2 separate regions of the Homo sapiens genome follow, and region 2 is linked to region 1. The links are chromatin contacts, found by Hi-C or POLR2A ChIA-PET in ENCODE. All regions are on one chromosome and are shown on one strand. The core of a region is the stretch at or near the end of the contact, and the rest is flanking DNA. Distances in the headings are between cores, read along the strand shown. Region 1 overlaps MYO18A (myosin XVIIIA). Region 2 holds the start of DHRS13 (dehydrogenase/reductase 13).

Evidence for each region. Hi-C counts contacts between places; a loop is a spot of excess contacts on that map. ChIA-PET counts read pairs that join two places held with the same protein, here RNA polymerase II (POLR2A). Pooled maps may share reads with other maps.
Region 2: a loop to region 1 is called in a pooled map, with 2.4 times the contacts of the local background. The contact joins the promoter of DHRS13 here to the enhancer-like site in region 1. A Hi-C loop is called at or near these places in 1 of 37 single-sample maps with no recorded cell type and 6 of 50 pooled maps. POLR2A ChIA-PET finds 5 or more read pairs at or near these places in 2 of 52 experiments (activated B cell and activated T-cell).

What each region holds. Positions count from the first base shown.
Region 1 is chr17:29,145,828-29,150,420 of GRCh38, reverse strand. The region is part of intron 2 of MYO18A (myosin XVIIIA); the gene reads left to right. All of the region lies in intron 1 of LOC124903967 (a long non-coding RNA gene), which reads right to left. Among named protein-coding and RNA genes, the nearest start is that of MYO18A, 32 kb to the left of the region's middle. RefSeq lists enhancers at 526-575, 596-785 and a silencer at 1,166-1,645. Within about 2 kb of position 1,445, at least 39 of the 41 ENCODE cell types and tissues checked have a DNase peak (open chromatin) inside an H3K27ac peak, as active enhancers do.
Region 2 is chr17:28,901,062-28,905,250 of GRCh38, reverse strand. It overlaps DHRS13 (dehydrogenase/reductase 13), which reads left to right and starts at 2,172. Exons shown (of 5, transcript NM_144683.4): 1 at 2,172-2,433; 2 at 2,550-2,668; 3 at 3,635-3,758; 4 at 3,950-4,189. The coding sequence starts at 2,307. It overlaps PHF12 (PHD finger protein 12), which reads left to right. Exons shown (of 15, transcript NM_001033561.2): 15 at 1. RefSeq lists silencers at 1,950-2,579, 3,081-3,273.

The sequences.
Region 1 (4,593 bases), core at 196-2,695:
GCCACCACAACTGGGGCAGCGCTTCCTTTCCTCGCCAAGGATGTCTTCTGCCCAGCTTTGTAACACACAGGTACTCACATGCCCCAGTGGATTTGGCCCAGGCTGTTAGCACAGAGGTGGTGGGTTGGTAGGCAAGGTAGAGGCTTTTGCTTCTTCCTGTTTCTATGGACATAGGGTTTGTGCTTTATTTTTTACTTCAGAGGGTTTTAGAAACAGGCCCAATAGGGGCTCCAGAGGTGAACACACAGATTCTCAAATATTTATTGGATGTCCAGTGTTACGAGGAACCTGAGGCTTGTCTAGAAGAACTTCTCTGACTTTGAGAATAAGCACCACAGGCCTCCATCTCTCACACCCAGGAAGACCTTACTGATATTTTATTTAAATTGCTGTGGCTGACCCTTAAGCTGGCTTCCTTTTTTTTCTTCTGTGGAAATGGAGAAGAGTTGTCATTTATATGAAAAAGAGAACAATGCTTCATTATGTTTATTCCCTCCTGTCTACCAGAGGGGGTGGATAGGAGAACATAGTGCATGTGGTACATTTAGGAGACCCAGAAGTGACCCAAGTCCTGATGAGATGTGGGGCAGGGCTGTGGAGGATTTTGGGAAAGGATCCTCAAGGCTGGCTCATGGCTTTGGGCCTTGGGGGAGCTTGGCAAAGCAGAGGCAATTTGGAAGTCCCCGGGGGCCATGAGGAAATCCCCAGCAGCTGAGAGACCTCAGAGAGCAGCAGGCCTGCTGTCGGGCCAGTCAGGTGGTCCCTGCAGTCGGCCGCATATGCCTGCCTAGTCTTTGGGGATTGACTCAGGGTCTTGGCAGAGAGGACAAGCCCAGGCGTCCCTACTTGGGCTCTGTGCCCGAAAAGGTGTGGTGGCACATGGCTCTGAGCAAACTGATGGGTGTGCCAATGCAGGGACTGGGTGGGTGTAGGGGCTGGGGGGAGTGTCAGAGCCCCAAGCCTCGGCGACCACCTCTGGGGCAGTGATCTGTGGCTCGCCGTCCCATACCCACTGACCTTCCTGATTGCTTGTCTCTAGACAAGCCCCTCTCTAGAACAGGCTTTCCTGGCGTCTTTTGACCTTGCATTCATGTATTCATTCATTTATTCCATCAATAAGCATTTACTGAATGCCTACTATATGTAGGAACTGTTTTAGGTTCTGGGGATAGAGCGGTGATAAAAACAAAGTGGGCACCGAGCTCATCCCTGCCTCTTCTTGCCCTACGCGTCCTGGGGACGGCGAGAGGCCATCTTGCCGCCGCAGCCCCCTCGGGCCGGAGCTCCTGGGGGACGCCTCCTGGGGGTGGGGCCTGGAGGCCGGCCTGGCGGAGGTGAAAGCGGCCCCAGCAAAGCGGGAGGGTAGATGAGAAGGGGGCTGCCACCCTCTGCTGGGCGCCAGCGGCGCTGCAGGGCGGAGCTTCCAGGGCTCTAGGCGCATGTGCTGGGCTTGGCCCCACCCCCTTGGCCCCGCCCAGGCTCCGGCTGGCCGGTGGGCCAACCCGGGAAGTGCCGCCCCGGGCCTGGGGCTGACTCGGCCCTCACAGAGCCTGACCCGTGCGTAGGGTGCTGAGTGGCTGGGGTGGCCCTGGGCATGCGCCGTTGGTCACTCCAGGTTTCCTCTCAGCCCTCCTTCTCCTCTCTGAGACCATCCCTAGGCTTCTTAAAGGGAGTCTGCCCTATAACCCTTCAGAATCCACTGGCTATCGGCACTGGTAGAATTTCATAAAAAATCTTGGCACCTCAATACCAATCGCTGTCTCCTAACACTACTGTTTCATACGAGGTGACATTTTGTTACTTACACACACACACACACACACACACACACACACACAAAAGAATAAAGGATAATTCCTCCCAAGAAAGGGAAGGGACTCCTGCGCTGGCATTTTCTTTGAGACAGGTGTAGACTCTAGTACTGGCCCTAGGGCTGGTGCTGAGGACCTCTGAAGTGGTCATCCTGGAAGTGCACCTGCCACCCTAGTGGCTGGGCCCTCCCACTTCAAAAGCAAGTGCTCCAGGCCCTCCTGGCCCTGAGCTCTGAGTGCTTTAAACAGGACTCTCCCCAACTCCCTAAATATAGTTCTATTATTGACACTTTACACACCGCAAATTTGTAATACAAGGATCATATAATTAGTACCCATTTATGGCAACAGTGCTTATAGACTTTTTTTTAGGAGTTTTGATTTACAGGGGAACTAGAGGGACAAATGGGGTCAGAGAAGTATTCTTTTGTTAAGATATATTTTGTTAAGATATATATATCTCATTGTTAAGATATATCTTAACAAAATATATCTTCCCAAGCTTTAAACCTTGGTATCTTTCCTTACTTTTCTCAATCTCCACCCAGACCCGCTTGTGCCCATTTCCCATCCTTCCCCAAATAGTCACCAAGTCCAGCTTATTTTTTCTCTTGAGTCACCCTCTCTTCCCCATCAACTGCCAGAATCCTAGGCAGACCCTTCTTATCTCTCATTTGGCATCACCTTTTACCTTGACTTCCTTTTTTTTTTTTTTTTTTTGTCACCCAGGCTGGAGTGCAGTGGCATGGTCGTAGCTCACTGTAATCTGTAACCTTGAACTCCTGGGCTCAAGTGATTGATCCTCCCACCTCAGCCTCTGAAGTAGCTAAGACTACAGTTGCAGGCCACCACGCCTGGCTAATTTTTAAATTTTTTGTAGACGGGTCTCTGTGTTTCCCAGGCTGGTCTTGAACTCCTGGTCTGAAGTGATCCTCCTGCCTCTGCCTTCCAAAGTTTTGGGATTACAGGTATGAGCCACCATGCCTGACTACCTTGACTTTCTAATGTTCTTTCACCTTCCAGCCTCCTTTCTCCTCCTCTTGCATCCTGTTAGCTCAGAATGTTTTTTGGTTTTTGTTTTTTGTTTTTAGGCAGGGTCTCTCACTCTGTCACCCAGGCTGGAGTGCAGTGGTGTGATCATGACTCACTGCAGCCTTGACCTTCCCTGGGCTCAGGTGATCCTCCCACTTCAGCCTCCCAAGTAGCTGGGACCACAGGCATGCCACCACCACACCCAGCTAATTTTTGTGTTTTTTGTAGAGATGGGATTTTGCCATGTTGCCCAGGCTGGTCTTGAACTCCTGAGCTCAAGCAATCTGCCTTCCTCGGCCTCCCAAAGTGCCGGGATTACAGGAATAAGCCACCATGCCTGACCTGCTCAGCATTCTTAAGGCACAGGTTAAATCATGCCCCATCACTCTCCAAAAGCTTGTTGTGCCTCCCATTGTTTTCCAGGCAGGTGGTGGTGTGTAAGGAGCTGGGCTCTGGAATCTGAACAATCTGAGTTCAAATCACCTGGCCAGTCACAATCTGTGTGATCACAGGCAATTATTTAACCTCTGTAAACCCCGTTTCCCCATTCCACAATTCCCCTTCTCATTACCTCGCAGGGTTTTGAGAGGAAAACCAGTAGCATGTGCCTGGCCATGGCTAGTGCTTGGTGTGTACCTTCTTGTTCCTTTGACTGCCCACCTTGCTTTCATCTCAGGTACAGCTCTTTCAGGTGAGAGTAACAGAAAGCCCAGCTCAACTGGCTTAAAAAGAAGATATGTGTTGTCACCAGTATCTGAAAAGTCCAGCAGTAGAACCGGCTACAGGCTCAGCCTTATCTGGAAACATTAACAGTGTGACCAAGACCTGACCTTTTCTGTCTCTCACCCCATCTTCTAGGCAGCCTTGGTCCTCAGACAAGTAATGGCAAAATGTCACAGCCCCAGGTTCTAGTTGTGTGGATAGAGATGTGTGACTCTTTGAATAATCCCCAAGTTTCATTATGTATCCTTGAAACTGATTGGGTCACATGCCCTCCATGAACCTATAGCCTGAGGATATTCTTATTGGCCAGGATATTCTTATTGGCCAGGGCGAAGTCATGTGCTGGGGTGGGTCCCCAGAGGGGAAAATGGAGTGCTATAATCAGAGGATGGAGGAATGGGTGGTGGGCAGCAGAAACAACACATGTCCACTACAGCACACACTTGCTTGATTTGAGACCCAGCTTCCTTCCCAGCTTTATCCCTCCCTCCTTGGTTTCCTATATGTGTCATACATTTCTTCCAGACTTACTGTCCACATCTCATGCTTTTCCACTTCTTTGCCTTTTATTTTATTTTATTTTTATTTTATTTTTTTGAGATGGAGTCTCTCTCTGTCGCCCGGGCTGGAGTGCAGTGGCGTGATCTCAGCTCACTGCAACCTCTGCCTCCCGGGTTCAAGTGATTCTCCTGCCTCAGCCTCCTGAGTAGCTGGGATTACAGGCACATGCCACCACGCCTGGCTAATTTTTGTATTTTTAGTAGAGACGGGGTTTCACCATGTTGGCCAGGCTGGTCTCGAGCTCCTGACCTCAGGTGGTCCGCCCACCTCGGCCTCCCAAAGTGCTGAGATTACTGGCGTGAGCCACTACGCCTGCCTGGCCCCTCTTTGCCTTCTCTTACACTACTTCTTCACCCTGGAATTCCCTTCCTACCTCATTGCCACATTATAACATTTCTCTCTTTCATTGGCCTAGCTCCAAGCTGTCTGTAAGCTGTCTACTTAATACCGTAACTGGAACAGATCT
Region 2 (4,189 bases), core at 923-3,422, 250 kb after region 1:
ATTGTTTTCTGACTGTCTGTCCTACCTGTCATCACCCTTAGAGGAGACCCTCCCCTAGATCTGGGTCTAGCAGGTGGGGGGCCTTTTGAACAGGTCTCATTCCCATAGGGAAGTTTGGTAGGGGAGGTGTTGGAGAAAAGTGAGCCAGGGTGGGTGGATGACAATGGAATGACATGGGTGCGTCTGCTGGCCCGGGGGGAGCTGTTTCTCCAGAGAACCCTGACTGATAGTGGAATCTAGTCTTGACCTGTCACTTCTAGTCATGTGATCTGCAGTCACACTTCTCTACAACTGCTATTCCTCATCAAAAAACGAGTCTGCTGCATTACCTTAATTCTCAAGTCCCGGGGACCTTCATTAAACCAAATTCCATGCTTTCCTCCCAGATCTTAGTGAAAAACTCTCCAGGAAGTTTTCCTGAGGTCAGCCTCCTCAGATGGAGAGCACCTCTGTGTATATTCCAGCACTGTTTGTGTAGGTGCATCTGCTTGTGTGTCAGGATTTTGCCTTAGGGATAGAAAATGAATATTCTACCCCCAGCCTCATCCCACAGCATCTACAATGGAAACCCGAATCCGCAGTGCAGCTAAATAGGAAACTGGCCCTGGAATCTGAGGTCTGTCCCTGACTTTCATCTGCCCATGCAGGCGTCATCACTCTGCTCCCGGTGCCCTAATGGGCTTTTTGAACTCCCTAAGGACAGAAACTTGTATATCTTCCACTCGGAATTTCCAAGTCTAACTACACTGCTGGGCACACCATAAGTGCCAAATACCAGGTTCTAAATTGTACTGAATGTATCAGGCAACGGCCTTCTGCCCTGGAATGGTCTTACCCATTTGTTCCTAGCCAGCCCCACCCTTCCTGCCATCATGGTCACTTGTAATTGAGTGATGGAGCTTCTCTGCCTGTCTCTTATCACCTATGAGAACCATTCCAAAGGCAAATTTCCTCCTGAAAGGCAATAACAGATTTTACTCTCTATCTCTTCCTGCTTCCCTTCAGCCATGGAAGGCACTAGTGGGGTTGAGGTAGGGAGATACAGAGGGGGAATGAAGGAGTGAATTCTGACACCCCTTAACTGCCTGTGCCACCTTTAACAGTGTCCTCTCTAGCCTGTGTGGGGAGAACACGGAAGAATCCTAGAAGCTGGGGGCTGGATGTGAAGATAAGAAAACGAAGGATTTGGCCCAGTGCAGAGGCTCACACCTGTAATCCCAGCACTTTGAGAGGCTGAGGCAGGTGGGTCACTTAAGGTCAGAAGTTTGAGACCAACCTGGCCAACATAGTGAAAACCCTTCTCTACTAAAATACAAAAATTAGCCGGGTGTGGTGTCACACACCTGTGATCCCAGCTACTCTGGATTCTGAGGCAGGAGAATTGCTTGAACCCGGGAAGCGGAGGTTGCAGTGAGCCGGGATCACGCCACTGCACTCCAGCCTGGGCAACGAGAGTGAAACTCCGTCTCAAAAGAAAGAAAGAAAGGAAAGAAGGAAGGAAGGGAGGGAGGGAAGGAAGGAAGGAAGGAAGGGAGGAAGGAAGGAAGGGAAGGAAGGAAGGAAGGAAGGAAGGAAGGAAAGGAAAGGAAGGAAAGGAGAAGGATTTGTGCAGAAGGGAAGGAAGGAGAAGGATTTGTTCTTAGAGGGAAAAGCATCTAGGACTAGACTCAAAGACACACGTGTATTCATGTACACACCTAACTTCAGAAGGGAGGGACTGTGCTACATACACCTCGAGTAAACATATGGAGATATGCAAGCACATGCACTGGCAGAGACTACAGATGCAGGCACATACCTGGAGGGACTCTGCCAGAATGCACACAAACACCTACAAGGTGCTTACAGGAGCTCACACACAGGATCCAGAGGCACGCACACAACCCAAAGGGTGATCCTCAGGGACATGGGCACATACACACCTAGAGATCATTCACATACAAGCGTTGCAGATGCATGCACATACCTAGCGTGCACTCACAGGGTGTACGTGGACACACACACCCAGGAGTTCACACAGGCACACACCTAGGGGGCGCTCCCAGGGCCCAAGCGCACACACTCACCTCAAAGGTGTCCACAGAGGCACACGCCCCCAGGACGCCGACGCACGCCTAGGGGGCGCTCGCAGGGCCGGCGCGCACCCGCACGCGCACACGCCCCTGCCCAGCCTCCTGCCCGCCTCCGCCTTCGGAGGCTGACGCGCCCGGGCGCCGTTCCAGGCCTGTGCAGGGCGGATCGGCAGCCGCCTGGCGGCGATCCAGGGCGGTGCGGGGCCTGGGCGGGAGCCGGGAGGCGCGGCCGGCATGGAGGCGCTGCTGCTGGGCGCGGGGTTGCTGCTGGGCGCTTACGTGCTTGTCTACTACAACCTGGTGAAGGCCCCGCCGTGCGGCGGCATGGGCAACCTGCGGGGCCGCACGGCCGTGGTCACGGGTGAGTGCGGAGGCGGGTGAGTGCGAGCTGGCGGGGCGCGCGGAGAGGAGGCCGGGCCGGCGGTAGCAGCGGCCCGCCGGGCTCAGCTCAGCTCGGCTCCCGCCCGCGGTCCGCAGGCGCCAACAGCGGCATCGGAAAGATGACGGCGCTGGAGCTGGCGCGCCGGGGAGCGCGCGTGGTGCTGGCCTGCCGCAGCCAGGAGCGCGGGGAGGCGGCTGCCTTCGACCTCCGCCAGGTGAGAGGCAGCGGGGGCGCGTGGGACGGTGAGCCGAGAACCCGCCGGGACACAGAGAAGCCAGCAAAGGGGCTGCGGAGGATCCGGGTCCAGGGAGGAGAGCGCGGCGCGGGCGGCTGAGCGCGAAGAGGGAGTGCACGGAGCGCTGGGGTCACCCGAGGAAGGCGCACCAGAGCCGAGTGGGGGAGGGGCTTCCTGAAGGCCGTAATTGCAGTTCTGAGACGTTTAAGCATCAGTAGAAGTTGGGTTAATGATCAGTAGGAAAGGGAACAGCAGAGGGCACAGCATAAGCAAAGGCTCTGAGGCAAAGAGAGCTGGACTGATCTGAAAAACTGAGAAAAAGATTTAATGAGGCTGGAGCACAAAGTATGAGGAAGATGGGCAAATGAGGGGGCTGGAGAACATTCTAGAGCCTATTGAGAAGCTTGGATTTTATAGATTGGGCAGCAGAGACCAGTGGAGACCATGAACAGCCCTCAGTAGGCTCCGGACTGTCAGAATAGCCTTTGGAAGGAACTCCTTTGTGGCTGCGTGGTGCCTGGAGTGGGGGGGCAAGAGCGGGAGAGAGGAGACCAGTGAGAAGTTACAGATTTTAGGGTAAATGGTAATGGGGAAAGGAGGTGATAATAATAATAGCAAGTACCTACCCAGTGCTGCTAGAGTGTATTTTACACGTTAACTCCTTTCATCCTCACAAAAGCTCAGTGAGATTGGGACTGTTGTTATTATTATTCCCTTTACGCAGTGAGAGAACTGAGACCCAGAGAGATTAAGTATCTTGCCCAAGGTCACACTTTAGTAAAAGGCAAAGTCAGGATTTGAATCCACACACTTATCTAGTACACTCTAAGACACAGGGGCAGATTTTAGTAAACAGTAGGAGATGGACTCTCAGAATTTGGTGCCTGGGGAGAGGGAAGAGGAGAGAGATGCCTGGTGACAAGCCCAGCCCTTGCCTCTCCACAGGAGAGTGGGAACAATGAGGTCATCTTCATGGCCTTGGACTTGGCCAGTCTGGCCTCGGTGCGGGCCTTTGCCACTGCCTTTCTGAGCTCTGAGCCACGGTTGGACATCCTCATCCACAATGCCGGTGAGGGGCAGCAGGCCCTGCGTGGGGGTGGGGTGGCGGGTGGCCAGGGGCAACTGCCCCCTCCAGCGGGGGCCCTGCTGGGGCCAGTGGACACATGGGAAGGATGCCCCCTTCTCCCATCTCATAGATAGGGATGCCAAGGCTGCAGAGCTCCTTCTGGAGCAGCCGCTCACATTTAGCCTCTGCCCCAGGTATCAGTTCCTGTGGCCGGACCCGTGAGGCGTTTAACCTGCTGCTTCGGGTGAACCATATCGGTCCCTTTCTGCTGACACATCTGCTGCTGCCTTGCCTGAAGGCATGTGCCCCTAGCCGCGTGGTGGTGGTAGCCTCAGCTGCCCACTGTCGGGGACGTCTTGACTTCAAACGCCTGGACCGCCCAGTGGTGGGCTGGCGGCAGGAGCTGCGGGCATATGCTGACACTAAGCTGGCTA